2 separate regions of the Mus musculus genome follow, and region 2 is linked to region 1. A link is a loop called in an ENCODE intact Hi-C map of the cell type or tissue named here. Cell type or tissue: heart. All regions are shown on one strand.

Region 1 (8,000 bases):
GCCTCTGGAGTGTTGAGATTAAAGGCGTACACCACTATCACTCAATCCAAGTGGTAGGATTTTTAACCCTGCATTACCATATCCAGTTGATCCAGTGCTGTGGATTAAACCCAGGTCCTTGTATTCTAGGCAAGCACTTTAACAACTCAACTACCCAGCCCAGTGGTTCTGGTTTCCCTTTTTGTTTACTGGGATCAATTTTTCCCTATTGAAAAACCGTTTTAACATACTCAAACTATTTGTTACAAATGTATTAAATTAGTTGTCTCATCTCCACATATGTCTGTAATACAGATGGGCAGAATAAACTTGGTCAGTTCACATCAGTTAGAGAATCATCTTTAAATGAGTTCACAAAAGCAATTTTTCTCAAAAGTGCTCTGTACTTAAAATTTAAAAACTAAATGTTTTGAACTCTAAAGAAATGTGCTCAGTGTAAAAAACTTTGAAAATGTAGAAAGGAAAAGAAGAATAAAAATAGCTCTTGACAAAATTTTAGTAGGATTTTTTTTTAATATAGTACTTGCGTTTGAAAAACAATTGAGGAAATTAAAAACCTTTTTTTCTCAGTATTATTAATTCTTAAAGTAGAACCAGAAACTCATTCAATAATGAGTTTTTTAAAACTGTAACTGTGATTTTTCTATATCACAATTTCACTATAAATTTTTACTGATTATATAATACTGTGATATACCTTGCTGTAATATTTTCGTTTATGCATTTTATATATTAGAGAATATGAAAATACATTACAATATAGTTGTCTTAAAAATAATCCTTGAAATTAAGAGTTAGGAGTGGACCTTATGGTATGTAATGATATTCAAAATGATAGCTGCTATTCATTTATTTGCTTATAATGTTGCAGGAAGTATGTTTAAACACATGTAAATTTCTCTTTGATGTTCAAACAGCCCTATACTTGGCTTTGATAGCTTGTTTTTTCATTGTTGTTGATGAGACAGCAGAAACATAGGAAGTTAAGTATGCTCATAGTTTCATAACTAACTTGTTTCACAACCAGAAAGTTTCAGAGCTTAAGTAATCTTTCTTATTTATTTATTTATTTATTTATTTGCGACAGATCTCACTGTGTAGCCCTGACTGGCCTGGAACTCACTGGAGAACAGGCTATCCTTGAACTCACAGAGGTCTACCTGCCTCTGCTTCCTGAGATTAAAGGTGTCTGACACCACACCCAGCCTTAGATGGGTATGTTTTCTAGCTACTGTATTCTGTGTACAAGAATGTCATAGTTTTTCTTTCTGTAATTTATAAAATTTATATATAATAAAATATTAGCAAATGGCATTTAGTTATGAAAATTTAGATGGTTTTATTTTAAACCCTTTGATTTTTTTAAATTGGCTGTTTTATAAAATTGGCTCAATTTTAATAGTTTGCATTTATAGTTCTCCTGCAATATTTTTGATAATTCTCTGATCCTTACCTATGAACACACAGAAAATGCTTTTGGGCTCTCTATATGGAGTTTATATGCACATATGCCCGCGTCCAATCTGGGTTCTAGAGTTGGGGGTTTGAACTCAGGTCCTCAAGGTTTCACAGAAAATATCCTCTACCCACTGAGCAATCTCTCCAGTCCTTCTACCAGAAATACCTTAGAACATACATGGCTGTGGCCACAGATAAGCTTATAAAGATTCAAAATGCTAACACTCGAACTTCAACAAAATGTCAATACTACCCATAGATCAGATTCTTTTGAGTATATATGTGGAGCCCCAAGGTCTATGTTGGATCTCTTAATCAACCAATCTTTTCTTATAACAAAGACTTCATTTTAAGATTTAATCTTAGCTAAGAGGCCCAAAAGCAGTACAAATACTTAGTTGCTCCCTGGAAAGCTAGGGCTATGTAAGTTAATTCTTTATACCTTACATAGAATAAGCAGAACTTCAGGAGACATAGAGAAAAAATTAATATACATAACTAAATTTAAATTTTTTAGCTTAGGAATAAAGGTCTGAGCAATGTGAGTGGAAAGCTAAATTAGTTTGATAATGTGATTGGAAATAGAGAAGTACTAAAATTTTCTGAAAGGGACTTGCATGTTGAAAATTAGAGATTCTTCCTTGAGGGAGATAAATTTTCCTCTTCTTAGTATTTCCTGGTTGCCCGTAGCTGTCTAGGGCTGAGATCCCTTCTATGTTAGTTATGTCCCTTGGTGTTCAGGGCTTGTCTGATAAGACTTCATGGGCCTGTAGCTTCTCTGACAGATCTTTACAATCTTCCTCCTCCTCTTCTGATATGATCCCTAAGCCTTAGGTACAGGAATTCTATTACAGATGTAATTTGTATTGGTCACAATGTGATCTCTTGTTTTCTGTATTTTGATTGGTTGTAGTTTTCTGTAATAATTTGTCTCTTACAAAAATGTGTTTCTTTGAGCGGGGAATGGTGGCACACACCTTTAATCCCAGCACTCGGGAGGCAGAGGCAGGCGGATTTCTGAGTTCGAGACCAGCCTGGTCTACAGAGTGAGTTCCAGGACAGCCAGGGCTACACAGAGAAACCCTGTCTCGAAAAAAGAAAAAGAAAAAAAAAAAGTGTGTTTCTTTAATGAGGAGTGAGAACTAAATCTATCTATAGATATAAGAACAGATATTTAGCATGTAGTTAGAAATTGGAAGAGCCCGCCTGATTGGTTATTTAATACCAAGTAGTTATCCCTGATATCATAGATAGCATAATAATACCATAAGTAGCATAATATAAGCAGGTTGTGTTTAGGAATAAAGTGTATGTAATATATATAGTATCAATAATTAACCATGAATTTGAGAGTAAAGGGGGGATATGTGGGAGGGATTAGAGGGAGGAAATGATATATTATACTAATATTATAATAAAAAACCGTTATAAGTAAATTTTGAAAATACAAGAGAGTTTTTTTTTCTAGTTTTATTCATAATGGAATAACACAGAAGAAAATCTAGCTAAGGTTTCAGAGAGCTTAGCTGTGAGGTGACGGTCATGAAGCACAATTGTTCCTATGGGTAAAGCCACTCTAAATTTCAGTTAGAAAGAAATGGTATATATGAAGATTGACACTGTAGGCCAAAAAGCCATTCTTCTAATATCTTGTTAGAATGCTGTCTGCACCCTGTGCTACGTGCTACAGTGTGATCACATAGTAAGTGCAGCAAGAATCTGTCCTTTACACTCTGCTGCTTTTATAAAATAGAAAGAAATCAAAGTTTCTGAGAACAAACTTAGAGGGACACGAAAAGGTCAATGCAAATCTTGGATCTTCTAAAGAAAAAAATTTGGAGTCATTGATCCTTGTTATTGAAGTTGAGAATTCACTATTTGTTTTAGAATTCTCTATTCTCTTTTCCCTTTTAGAGACAAAATTAAGAGATGTACTATTTTTATTAGGCTGTAGTTGGGTGCTCTTTGGGATTAACTACTATAATATATATATATTATATATTATTATATATATTATATACTATTATATTATAGTAGCTATACTATGTTATAGTAGTATATTCACTGCTATATTATATAATATATAAACAGTAAGTGTTTTGAGGGAGATATATGTGATAAGTTATTTCTTTGCCAGTGTAATGAGCCAGTTCAAGCCACATTATATTTTATTAAATTCAGGTTTATTGAGAAGTTTCTCAGGTTGTCCAGTTTACTGGCCCCAAGGACTGATCCAGGAAAGTCCAGGGGGAGAAGTGGGGAAAGGGAAGAGAAAGAGAGAAATGGCACCACACAGAGAGAGGGAGAAGGAGATGTGGGGTGTGGGAGGGACCCAAACTATCTGGATTATAGGGAAGAGCTGCTGGGGAAAAGACAGCCCCAGCCCATGGGCTGGGAAGTTCAGGGTTGGGGGCAGGGTATGCCAGGTAGGGACTGAGGAATGCTGGGAGAACCTGGAGGCCAGGTCGGCTTTGATATGTAAAATATGCACCCCAGTCTCTTGTCCCAGGGTTCAAAGCCAAACAGTACCTGTTAAAGAAATTGCTAGAATAGTATCAGTTAACCAATAAACTAATCTAGTAAACCAGTGTTTTGTGCAGGGAAAAAGTAGAAAGGGTGATTCCTGTTGCTGTCCACTAGGTGGGGTCCTAGGCCAGTACAGGAGGAGATGAGAAATAGGGAATGAGATTTAGGAATGAAGCATATGCTCTTGTAAATTGAATTGACTTGATTACTATAGCTGTGGAACAAATAGTAGAAGATGTAGAGTTTGACAATTGAAATGGGAAAAGGTAAGGAATTTTAAGCAATAAGATTTGCTTAGAAACCTTAAGGAAGTACTATTTATTTTCTCAATTAACATTGGAAAAATGCTGTGTAGTTTTTATAAACTCTAGCAAAGATCTTTATATTCTGTATATTTAATATTGTTTGGATTGTTGATACCTACAAGGGAATGTTTTATAGACAGTTAATAATACCGACTAGAAAAGTGGCCATAAATTAAAAATGAAAACATAATTTTGGTCTCTTACAACTGATCACCAAGTTAAGTAACTTTGGGATTGTTAGTCTTTAGCCCTTAGAGCTGGAGTGTGTAGTTACATCCTTTGTAGACAAATTTAAAATAATGTAATGTGAATGTGGTGAGGTCAGGGAGTTGGCTTAGTGGGCAGAAGCACTTGGCTGTACAAGCCAGACAACTTGAATTCAGATTCCAGAACCCACACAGAAAGCCAGTTGTGGTAGGGCACATGTGTAATTGCAGTGTTACTGTGGTGAGTCAGGAAATCACTGAGAGGCTTGCTGTTCAGTGTGTCCATGGTGGTCCCAGAAGACTTTGTTTATAGAGCTAGAGAGATGACTCAGCAGGTAGGAGCACTTGCTTTTTGCAGGGGACTCAGGTTTCCAGCACCCACTTCATAGGTCACAACCACCTGTCACTCCAGTTCCAGGAAATCTAACTCCATCTTCTGTCCTTCAAGAGCACAATACAAGTGAGTTACACAGAAATACATGCAGTCAGAATAGTCATACATAAAATCAAAATAAATCAATCCTTTTTTTAAAAAAGTCAATCTTTAATGTGGTTGTTTGATTGGAAGTAAAAGAAGGTGTTACTGACGTTGATAAATGAAAGACATGACAGTGGATATCAATGAAACCTAAAGAATCTTTAGGATATACCTGAGAAACTTACATTCCAATACATTGGAAAATATGAAAGAAATGAGTGAATTGCGCAAAGTTTAACATCATAGGTAGATTTGTTATATGTTTGTCTTTCAAATCTGAATCATATTTCTTATGTTCAGAAACAGCAAGGTTTTTTTTTTAAAGATTTATTTATTATTATACATAAGTACACTGTAGCTGACTTCACACGCACCAGAAGAGGGCATCAAATCTCATTACGGATGGTTGTGAGCCACCATGTGGTTGTTGGGATTTGAACTCAGGACCTTCAGAAGAGCAGTCAGTGCTCTTACCTGCTGAGCCATCTCACCAGCCCCAGAAACAGCAAGTTTTAGGATGAAGATTAATATAAAGCAAATTGGAGTCCATTCTTTAAGTTTTGAGCCATTCGTAGTAGTGCTTGCTTATAATCAATCCCAGCTCTGGGGAGGCTAGGCAAGAGGATCCAAGTTGGAAGTTGGCTCAGCTTCTATAGAGAGACCTTGCATGAAAACAAACAAAAAATTAAATTTAACCTATTATCCTTTATCTTAAAAAGTAGTCCTAGCCCGGTGTGGTGGCGCACGCCTTTAGTCCCAGCACTTGGGAGGCAGAAGCAGGTGTATTTCTGAGTTCGAGGCCAGCCTGGTCTACAAAGTGAGTTCCAGGACAGCCAGGGCTATACAGAGAAACCCTGTCTCAGTGGAAAAAAAAAAAAAAAAAAAAGTCCTATGCTTTAGGGTAAAGGGAACTCTAAAGGAATTTAACATGAATGTGGTTTCTGTTCACAGGGCCTTGGTCCTTTGTCATAACCTTGAGTTTTAAAAGCTAGAAGGAAAACTAGCTTCCCAAGGAGATCACCATTCTTATTATCTAGAACACTGGCAAGGCCTCACTTTAAAGAGACAAACAATGCTCAGACATTAAATATAAGACAATCTCTAGAATAAATTGTTTTCATTAGTGATCACAGCATAACTTTCTTAAGAAAAACAGGCAGCTTTGGCAAGTTGGCACAGAAGTGAACTTAGCAAAGTGTGTATTTCAGAAATTGACAAATATGTGTTAAAATTTTACTTGGTTGTTACATCAGCATGACCTTTGATCTCACTGGTCAATTTAAGCAGATAAGATTTCACTTTTGAACCTTGACATTTAAAAAGTCATAATTACTACACATTTTACATTAATGTATGCCTCTTGCTTTGTGTATAGGTAAGACTTTGAAAATATCTCTATAGTCTCCTGTCTCTGCCCACCCCCAGTCTCTCCAGAAGAGTGCTGGCATCCACCACATCTAGCCTCATGTGGGTTGTGAGGTTTGCAGCAGAGGCTTAAGTCTGCTGAGACATCTCCCTAGCTATAGAGTTACTTTTAATACTATAATTAAAATTTGAGTAGTGATGTTGTATATGCTTATGTTTCTAAAGAAATTAACAAAGGGTTATTTAGAATGTCTAAAATCTATCTTATTTACTGTGATAACCAGCTAAATAAGCAGTGTTTGTGAAGGTATTTATGCATTGTGAGTATGGGTGGGTGTGGAGAATTCATATGGAAATCTCATGACACAATACAACATTTTAGAGTTATACTAAGAAATGGTAATGAAGGCAAAATCCATACTTACGTAACCTTATTAATATGCCTTGACAATATTGACTTTTAACAGGCCATTCAATGATCAAGCTTTTCCTGATATAGTTGGTATATTATTTTGTAAGGTTGTTTACCTGCCCATAGCCTCTCTTAAAATTATGTAACTAGGGCCTGGAGACATGACTTAGGAGTTAGGAGCACTTGCTGCTGATACAGAGTAGTAAGTTCTGTAAAACATGGGCTGATGCAGCAGGGAGGGAGGGCCTTAGCAGGCCCATGCTGAGGCATCCCCTCTAAGGTACCAGCTGTACAATAGGGTTAGTATAAAATGAAGTTTATTTTGGAGCATGGGAAGTGGGGTTGAGAATGGAGTACAGGGGGAAAAAGAGAGGGGACAGAGAAGGACAGGGAGAGGGAGGGGGGAGAAGGAATTGGCCTGCCATGAATTCATGGAGAGAAGGGGGAAAGGACAAGAGAGGCCAGAGAGGGAGGCCAGAGAAAGAGAAAGGGATCAGAGAGGGAGAAAGGGAGGCCAGTCTTTTTATAGCAACCATGGCTGTTGCTAGGTAACTTATCAGTGCCTAGAAGAAATGTGTAACACAGGGGATCTAGGATTGGTTCCTAGCATCTACATGGCAGTTCACAACCATCCAAAGCTCCAATTCCAGGGAATCCAACACTGTCTTATTATCTCCACATGGAATTAGTCATACTCTTGATATACAGATGTATATGCAGGCAAAACCGAGTAAATAAATCTAAAAAAAAAATTTTTTTAATGAGTTAATTAGGATCTAGGGAAAAGTCAAACTTCTTCATGACCAGAGTGCTAGTAGAACGGTGGATAAGTTCTTGCTGCTTTTTCCATAGCACGGATAGTTTAATATTGGCTGGTTTTTATTGTGCATCTAGAGTAGACAGTATGTTCTAAGTTCAGAAGCTATGGAAGATCTTTAAAAGAAGTATATTGGCAAAAAATTAAATGAACTACAAACTAATTTTCCTAAAACGACAAAAAGGAAAATATTGATCTTAAGTAATTGACAAAAGGTTTGAGACATGATAGTTAGTTTATAAAAAGAAACTTAGATAAAATGGAAAACTCTGTTTCCAATTTGTTCTTCTATCTACAATCAAAAAGTCACAGTGAAATTGCCAGAAAGCCACTACTGCGTCCCCTCAAATGATGTGTATATGTAGAAAATAGACTATTGTTGGCTGATTTGTTTTTGTTCTTTATATCTAAATACTCAACCAACTGCACTACA
Region 2 (8,000 bases), 270 kb after region 1:
AGAACAACTAGCAGGGGTTGGTTCTTTCCGGAGTACTGTTGGTCCCAGGGATCAAACTCAGGTTGTCTGTCTTGGTAGGAAGGACCTTTACCTACTAAGTCATCTCCATGTTTGTTACTTTATTTGGGCTAAGCCTGAACAATCTTCCCAGATGTTAAAGTTCACATTCTGGATGTCCTGAAGTACTTACAACATACATATCTAACTTGTGATTATGCAATGTCCAACATGGGTGCTGGGAACCAAACTTGGAGCTCCAAAAAGAAGAGCAGCAAACAGTCTGATGCCCAAGTCACCTCTTGCTGTACTTAGAATCTAAACAACTCAGTCTCACTCTCAAGCACCTAGCCTTCTGTATTCGACTGTTTCATAACATGCCTCCTTAATACACTTGTCTTCAACCTGAAGGCAATAACCAAGTTTTATGTTATATGTTAGACCAGGGGCCTGACACACTGATCATAACTGGCAACTTGCCAGGATTTTATGTTTAAACCCCACTCCTGGGTTTTAATAATATTACAACATCACAGACCCCCCCAAATTAGTAAGGATGCAGACTTTATCATGGACTCGCACATTCCACCCAGGGCAAATGCTCTCTCCACATGACCATCTAGCCTCAGCCAGCATACTCTAGGGCTGGAGACTTACTGCCCTCCGTCAGTCTGTGCTACCATGGCAGGCTCTTTCCCAACTTGTCCTCTTTTATGAAAAAGAAAAACTGCATGCTCAGATTTCACTGCTGAGAGATGAGAGGTGAGCCCTGCCAACTGAAATCCTCTGCATACTGAAATCCCAAGGTGCCCTTGAAAGCCACTACAAGGCATACATGCTACCCTGCTTACTCTTTCTTGTCTTCCCCCGACAATCCCATATTGAGACCCAAGACTTCCCTCTACTTTTTTTGAGACGAGCTCTCTCCTAGGCTGAAGTTCTCCTAGTCTTAGCCTCCTGAGTAGCAGGGATTTGCAATCTCAGACAAATTATATCACTTCATTAAATTTTTAATGTGGTGCTAAGAATTCTGGGCCTCACACATGCTGGGCAAGCTCTCTGCCACTGAGCCACACCCCTAGCTTCCTCAATCAATCACAATATCTCTCAATTCTAGCTAGCCTGCCTGGAATAAGGTGGGCTAGCCTGCCTGGAATAAGGTGGGCTAGCCTACTAAGGCACTGTGGTTGAGATGAACCTAGAGCAGCATATTGAAGGAAGGAAGAAAGATAAAAGTTCAGAAAGAAAAAATTAAGAGAGAAAGCATTTAGAGGTCAGGAGATAGCTCACTGGGTAAAGTGCTTGCTCTGCAAGCAAGCATGAAGACCTGAGTTTAGATCCCCAGTATTCCAAGTAAAGCCTGAGCCAACAAGTCAAACCTGTAACCCCAGAGACTAAGATGGGCAAACAGGCAGGTCCCAGGGGCTTGATGGCTAACCAGTTTAGCTTAAATGGTGAATTCAAATTCACCGTTGAACCCTTATCTCAAAAAAATAAGATTTAAGAGTACTCTTTACTCTCGTAGAGGGTATGGGCTCCCAGCTCCTACATGGTGGCTCACAACTGTCTGTAACTCCAGTTTCAGGGGATCTGATTGCCTCTTTTGGCATCTGCTGATACCAGGCACTCAGGTGGTGCCCAGCATACATGCAGGCAGAACACCTACCTACATAACATAAAAAATAAGTAATAAAATAAGGTGGACAGAAATAGAGGAAGATACCAATGCCAACCTCTGACCTACCCATGCCCATGCACAGTCAAGTTCATCTGCATACATACATGCATGCACATTCCACACACACAAAGAAAGAACAAAAGAGGGGGAGGGGAAGTAAGAGGGAGAGAGGAGATGGAAAGAATAAGTTAAGAAGGATCTTTGGGTAGGAAAATGGAGTTTTTGGCTAAGCTCCAAGGCATAATCTAAATGTTAGCAAGCCTAGAGGCAAGAACGCCAGGGGACCACCCAGCAAAAGACATGGAAGGGGTCACTCTGGGTTTATGAGGAGCAGAGCAACAGAAGCACAGTATCAGGACCTGAGTGAGTTCTTTTGCTGGATGAAGAACAGACCAGAAGCACAAGCACAGAGCAGGAGCCTGTGACTGAGTCGGGGCGGGGCTAGTCAGGGCATCTGGGATGGCTGGATTCTATCTAGGTGTGAGTTTTGTTCTGTTTCCTTCCATTACGTCAGCTGGCATATGTAGCCATCATCAGGCTGCTGGCCTACAGAATCTCTGCACCTCCTGCTCTAATAGACTGCTTCAAATCTGTAACAGCCCTAAAAGCAGGTAGCCAGTCCTTACTGGTCTTTCATTCACTTATTCCTCCATGAACACACACACATCTACTCACTAAATACTAAAAGGCTCCAGAAACATTTGGAAACAAAATACAGCCATTGCTTTTACAAGGTTAAAAGACTTCTGGGATAAACAGATTAAAAAATAACTCTTACACCCAACAGACTCTTAAGCACAAGAGCAGAACGAACAAAATTCTGTGCCAGGGGTTGAGAACAGAGCAGAGCAGGCTGCATTTGACCAGCAAATGTTTTGCTTGGCTCACATGGTGTTTTACTTTGTTTTTTTTTTTTTTTTTTCTAATTAGGTGCCAACATTTAAAAAATCAGGACATTTCACACTTCAAACGCAGATTCCTAGCTTCTGGTAAAAATAGGAAGATCTGCACACACTAGGCCAAATTTCTACCCATGATAATTGGCAGGAGCAGAGCAGCAGCTGCCCCTTTCATGCAGAGTGGGAGCCTTCCAGTTTGCCACAGCCCTTGTTACTCCCTATTGCTCTGACATGGAAGCCAATGCTTGGTTGCCAGTGACTGCCACCTTGTGCACCGGTGCTCCTTTTTGTTTGTTTGATTGTCTCACTGTGTAGCCCTGGCTATGCTGGAACTCACTATGTAGACCAGGCTGGCCTCAAACTTAAAGAGCTCCAACTTCCTCTGCCTCCTGAGTGCTGGGATTAAAGACATGCATGGACCACCACCCCTGGCTGTGGGTAATCTTATACTAGAGTGAAGAGACAAGTAATAAACTCTGTTATTACCTCAGCACTGCTGAAGATGAGGCAGGAGAACTAGAAGCCTAAGGCCAGCTGGGCTACATGGGACCCTGTCTCAAAAAAGTATTATCAAAGCCTTCTTTAAGTGCTGAGCTATTTATTGAGGCATGTGTACCATGGAGCACTTTTGGAGGTCAAAGGGCAACTTGGTCCTCTCCTTTCACCATGTGAGCCCTAGGGATCGAACTCAGATCATTATCCTTGGCAGCAGATTCCTTCAACTGCTGAGCACCCTACTGCTAACCTCCTCAAAGGTGTTTATGAAAATGAAAGGCGCTGGCAAGGTGATGCGTTCCAAGTAGCAGGGTGTACAAAAATGTCCCGCAAGTAACAGAAATCCCTTCTATTTAATACAAGTAAGGGCCACCCATTCACGTGACTCACCTAACTGAAATCAGAGCCTGGGAGAACTGGCTTTGAAACAGGGTGGCCTGAGCTTGCAAGCTGGCTCCATCACACCCAGATATGTGTACCTATCTGCCCTCTCTATAAGTCAGTTTTCTCATCTGTAAAGTGGAGATAATGACAGTACCTACCTAGAGCTGCTGTGAAGAGACACTGAGGTAAAGGGCACAAGGTCTTAGCTAGTGTTGGAATCATGTCAGCACTAGCTGCTCTTTGTGCAAGTTCCTCCAAAGCCAGCCTTGAGGGACGTTCAGGATCTCAGGAAAGGTCTCACAAGGAAAAGTCTCAGGACAGACAGTGGTGGGGAACAGACCAGACCATCTAAGAAGACTCTGAGTCAAGCTGAGAATTAGTCAAGCCAGAATTTCCTGAAATGTGTTCCTGGCTGGTGGATTTTAATGACAAAATAGAATAGGATATCAAATCATACCAAATTAATTAAGATGACAGAGTCATTCTATTGTCATTCTCTCTTTTTAAAACACTTTTTGATTTTTTTTTAAAGATTTATTTATCATGTATACAGCATTCTTCCTGCATATACACCTGCTGGCCAGAAGAGGGCACCAGATGTCATTATAGATGGTTGTGAGCCATCATGTGGTTGCTGAGACTTGAACTCAGAACCGCTTGAAGAGCAGACAGTTCTCTCAACCTCTGAGCCATCTCTCCAGCCCAATATTTTTTTTTACTATATATTTTTTTCTTTTTCTTTTTTGTTCGTTTGTTTTTGTTTTTAAAGACAGGGTTTCTATGTGTAGACTTGACTGTCCTGGAACTTATCCAAAGTGCTCTTAAATACTAAGCCTTAATCCTCAGTATTTAAAATTAAGCTTTAAATTAAGCTCACTCTTAAGTACTAATTTTGAAAATACTCCTCAAACTTCCCAATCAAGAGATGTCTTGACTTGATCGCATCTTACATGTTTCTCTGACCGTACATGGAAATGTCCTGTTTCAGACACAGTAGATCTCAGCTCAGGTGGAAATGCTCAGAACCGAGATGCAAGTTACTCACACCGTTTTGTTTGTTCCTGCTCGAAAATTTTTAATCCCGGCACTGGGGAGCTAGAAGCATATGTATCTTTGTGAGTTCAACGCCAGCTTGGTCAACATAGTGCATTCCAGACCAACCAGAGCTTTAAAGTGAGGCTCTATCTCAAAAACAAACCAACAAAAACAGGAGAAATTTAAAGAATGTCAGATAAACAAAAGTGTGGGCACTTTGAGGATGGTTAGGAAGCTGAGAAAACACTGGTGGGTGAGGAATTTTGAGAAGAGAGAAGTGAAATTGGATGATGATGACGTATAAACTGCTCCAGCCTCCCTCAGATGATCCCTATGCCCCTCCAGGAATCTCAGCTTCTCTTCCATTGGGAAGTTGAAGGCACGGAATCAGAGTCCTCGGTCCAGGCCGCAGGCCCGTTGCCATGGCAATGCGCCGGTTCCTGCCGCCTCCCCGCCATCCCCGAAGTTCCCGCTCCTCACCACTGCTCCGCTTTGTCTCTCCACGTCAACACGGCCCTCATCGCCGTTTCCCTCACGCTTCGGGCCCCTCCTCCCAGCCTCGGCAGCAACAGGCTTCTTTCCACAAACCACTTCAGCTACCTGCGCTACCCTTAGCAACGCACATGCGCAATGAACCGCGCATGAGTTTCCCAAAGCTCCAAGTGCGCATGTACAAAAGGGAGCCCACCTCCTCCGCCGAAGCGCCGGGCGCGTAGGGACGCAGGAGGCGGAAGCGTAAGTATGACACGAGCGATTGGTCCGGAAAGGTGGGTGGGGCGGGGAGTCTTGACGACAGAGGGTTTGATTGGCGGGACCCTGGCTGTGGCATCTGTAGCTGAAGCGGTGGCGGGAAGGCTGCTGTGTGGGTTGATTGACTTTCACGTCGGTGTTTGGATTCGGCTCAGTGGTTTGAGTTGTGTTTTACTCCACCTCTCGGCCTGGAGCTGCAGCTGCGCCCCAGTGGACCAAAGCAGCAGGGATGGAGAGCCCAAACCTTGGGGACAACAGAGTCCGTGGAGAGAGCCTAGTTCCAGACCCGCCTTGGGATCGCTGGCAAGTTATTAAACCTCTCTCGGGCCTCAGAGGAGTCGCTCTTGTGTGGGTCTTCCTAACCTTTAACACAAGGTGGCACCTAGAGCTGTCGCCCTGTGGGAACAAGACTAGGGTGTACCCGATTCCTTGGCCGAACTGACTGGGGAGCTTGGAGGACAAGGGAGGTTTTGTGATGCAAGCAGGTTAGCCTGGGCCGGAAGGGACCCTCAGAAATAGCCCTATGACAAGTCACAGAGGAAGCTACTGTTGTGTCCGGGCTAAAATGATGCACGTATTTGCATGTCCCAAAACTTGGGCGCTCAAACACTTTTAAGGGCTGGGCATTTAACTAAGTTGGTAGTGTTTACGTAGTAAACACAAAGCCGAGGGTTCGAGCGACAGCACCGAATATCCGGGCTTGGCGGCGTCTGCCTGTGGAGGCAGGAGGATCAGAAGTTGAAGATGAGTCTCTGGTACGTCGTGGGTTCAAAGCTAGCCTATGGTACATAAGATTCCCGGCTCAAAAGCAAACAACAAAACTTTTTTTTTTTTAATGCTACTTCCTTTTTACAGATGGAGAACGGAGATTTTGAGCTCAAAGTGACTTTCTCTTTGGAAGATCAGCTAATAATAAGTAGCGAGCTGGGGTTTTGACCCATTTTGTTAACCTAACAGTTTTGTAGGGATTCCCTCAGGTTTCAGTTACCTTGTCTCCCTATAAGATCCTTCTAGCTGATACCTAACGCCAAATTCCATCTAAGAATGCCATGGTTCTAATTGTGGTTAGTCTCTAGGTCTTGCTTAGTGTCCCTATTTCCCTATTTGTAGAAAGTAGGTTGGGTTAGAAGGTCTCTCTAGAGACCCACTTTTTTTTCTTTATGTGTTTGTCTATATACGTAGGTGTTGGTGGAGACCAGAGGAGGTGTCAGGTTCACTGGCGCTGGAGTTGCAGGCAGGGTGTTATAAGCTGCCTGATGTGGGTACGGAGTCTCCTGGAATATGTGCTCTTAACCACTGAGCTATCTCTCCAACCCCTCACTTTTAAAATGTATAGTTTAGTGATTAAAATACACTGTACTAAACACTGGAGAGATAGTTCAATTGTTTAAAGCACTTACTGCTCTTCTGTAGGACCTGGGTTTGGTTCCCAGCACCCACAGCAGAGGCTCACATCCATCTATAACTTGGCTCCAGGGGATCTAAGTCCATTCAGGCCTCAGCACCTTCATGGTGCTCATAAATAAGAATAAATAAATTCTTTAAAGGGGGAAGAGATCCACTGCACTGGAGGTTTTGTGGGAACTATCCCCCCCCCATAACAGTATGGGAGAAGTATTAGGTGGGCCTAGGTTTCGGGGTCCACTCTGCAGGTGATTTGATTTTGTTATCACACAATTTGTCAATAAGAGTAAAATAATTCTTAGAGATTTATTTATTTATGTTATATATATGTTTTATATACATGGGGTGTGGGTGTGGGTGCTTTGTCTTGCATACCAGAAGAGAGCATCAGGTCCCATGTGATTACAGTTAGAAGATTGTGAGCCATCGTGTGGTTGCTGGGAATAGAACTCAGGACCTCTGCAAGAGTAGCTCGTGTTCTTAACAGCTAAGCCATCTCTTCACCACCCAATGAGAGTACATTTTAACCTCACAAAGTGATGAGAATCAAGACTGAAAGAGAGCTGGAAGTTCTTACCAGAAATTATGTAGCTTTTGGAGGGCCATGCTATTTTACAAAAGTGGTAGTTGTTGGTTCTCAAAAATGCACACATATGTGAAGTGTTCCCCTTACATGTTTGCAGGAAAGAGGGGGTGATTCATTTGAGCAGTTTGTCTGATCTCAGATGAAAAGTTCAGTTACTGGCTCATATCTCAGACTTCCAACAACTGTTATCAGAATCCTTTATTGAATCCCTATAGTGTGAATTAAGAAAAAGTTTAGCAGGTATACTGTGTGGAGAGTCCTAACATTTAAAAACCCATGTTGAGCTAGGCAGTGATGGTATATGCCTTTCTTCCCAACATCTGGGAGGCAGAAGCAAGCAAATTTCTGTGAGTTGGAGGCCAACCTGGTCTATGGAGTGAGTTCCAGGACAGCCAAGACTACACAGAGAAACCCTGTTTGAAAATCAAGGTGGAGGAGGACACTCATGTTGAAGGACAAGAAGTTGTTAGAGCTGGACAATCCTCATGGCACAAGACTAGCTCACTGACTTTAATTTGTATTTTATACAGTCTCATACTGCTGTGGGCAGAAACTGAGGAAGCAGGGTAAAAGCAATTTTAAGTTCATCACTTGGGTTTTGTTTTTCCAGCAAGGAAGATATTGCTGTTGGACTGGGAGGAGTGGGAGAAGATGGAAAGGACCTGGTGATAAGCAGTGAGCGCAGCTCCCTTCTCCAAGAGCCCACTGCTTCTACTCTGTCTAGTACTACAGCGACAGAAGGCCACAAGCCTGTCCCGTGTGGATGGGAAAG

Evidence for each region. Peaks named below come from ENCODE experiments on the same cell type or tissue, not always from the same donor. Only the 100,000 strongest peaks of a DNase experiment are listed, where the experiment ranks them.
Region 2: a loop joins it to region 1, with 3.0 times the contacts of the local background. A loop is called at or near these places in 12 of 42 quality-filtered maps.

Annotation. Positions count from the first base shown.
Region 1 is chr6:116,124,977-116,132,976 of GRCm38, reverse strand. The region is part of intron 3 of Tmcc1 (transmembrane and coiled coil domains 1); the gene reads left to right. Among named protein-coding and RNA genes, the nearest start is that of Tmcc1, 64 kb to the left of the region's middle. In heart, a CTCF peak has its summit at 4,095; no DNase peak of the experiment used is centred here; H3K27ac peaks cover 342 bases.
Region 2 is chr6:115,850,678-115,858,677 of GRCm38, reverse strand. Mbd4 (methyl-CpG binding domain protein 4) reads left to right here and starts at 5,337. Exons shown (of 8, transcript NM_010774.2): 1 at 5,337-5,541; 2 at 7,839-8,000. The coding sequence starts at 5,468. Ift122 (intraflagellar transport 122) reads right to left here and starts at 5,150. Exons shown (of 29, transcript NM_001167763.1): 1 at 4,969-5,150. The coding sequence starts at 5,009. In heart, CTCF peaks have their summits at 4,046 (motif pointing right) and 5,419; DNase peaks (open chromatin) are centred at 2,107 and 5,187; H3K4me3 peaks cover 2,315 bases; H3K27ac peaks cover 4,727 bases.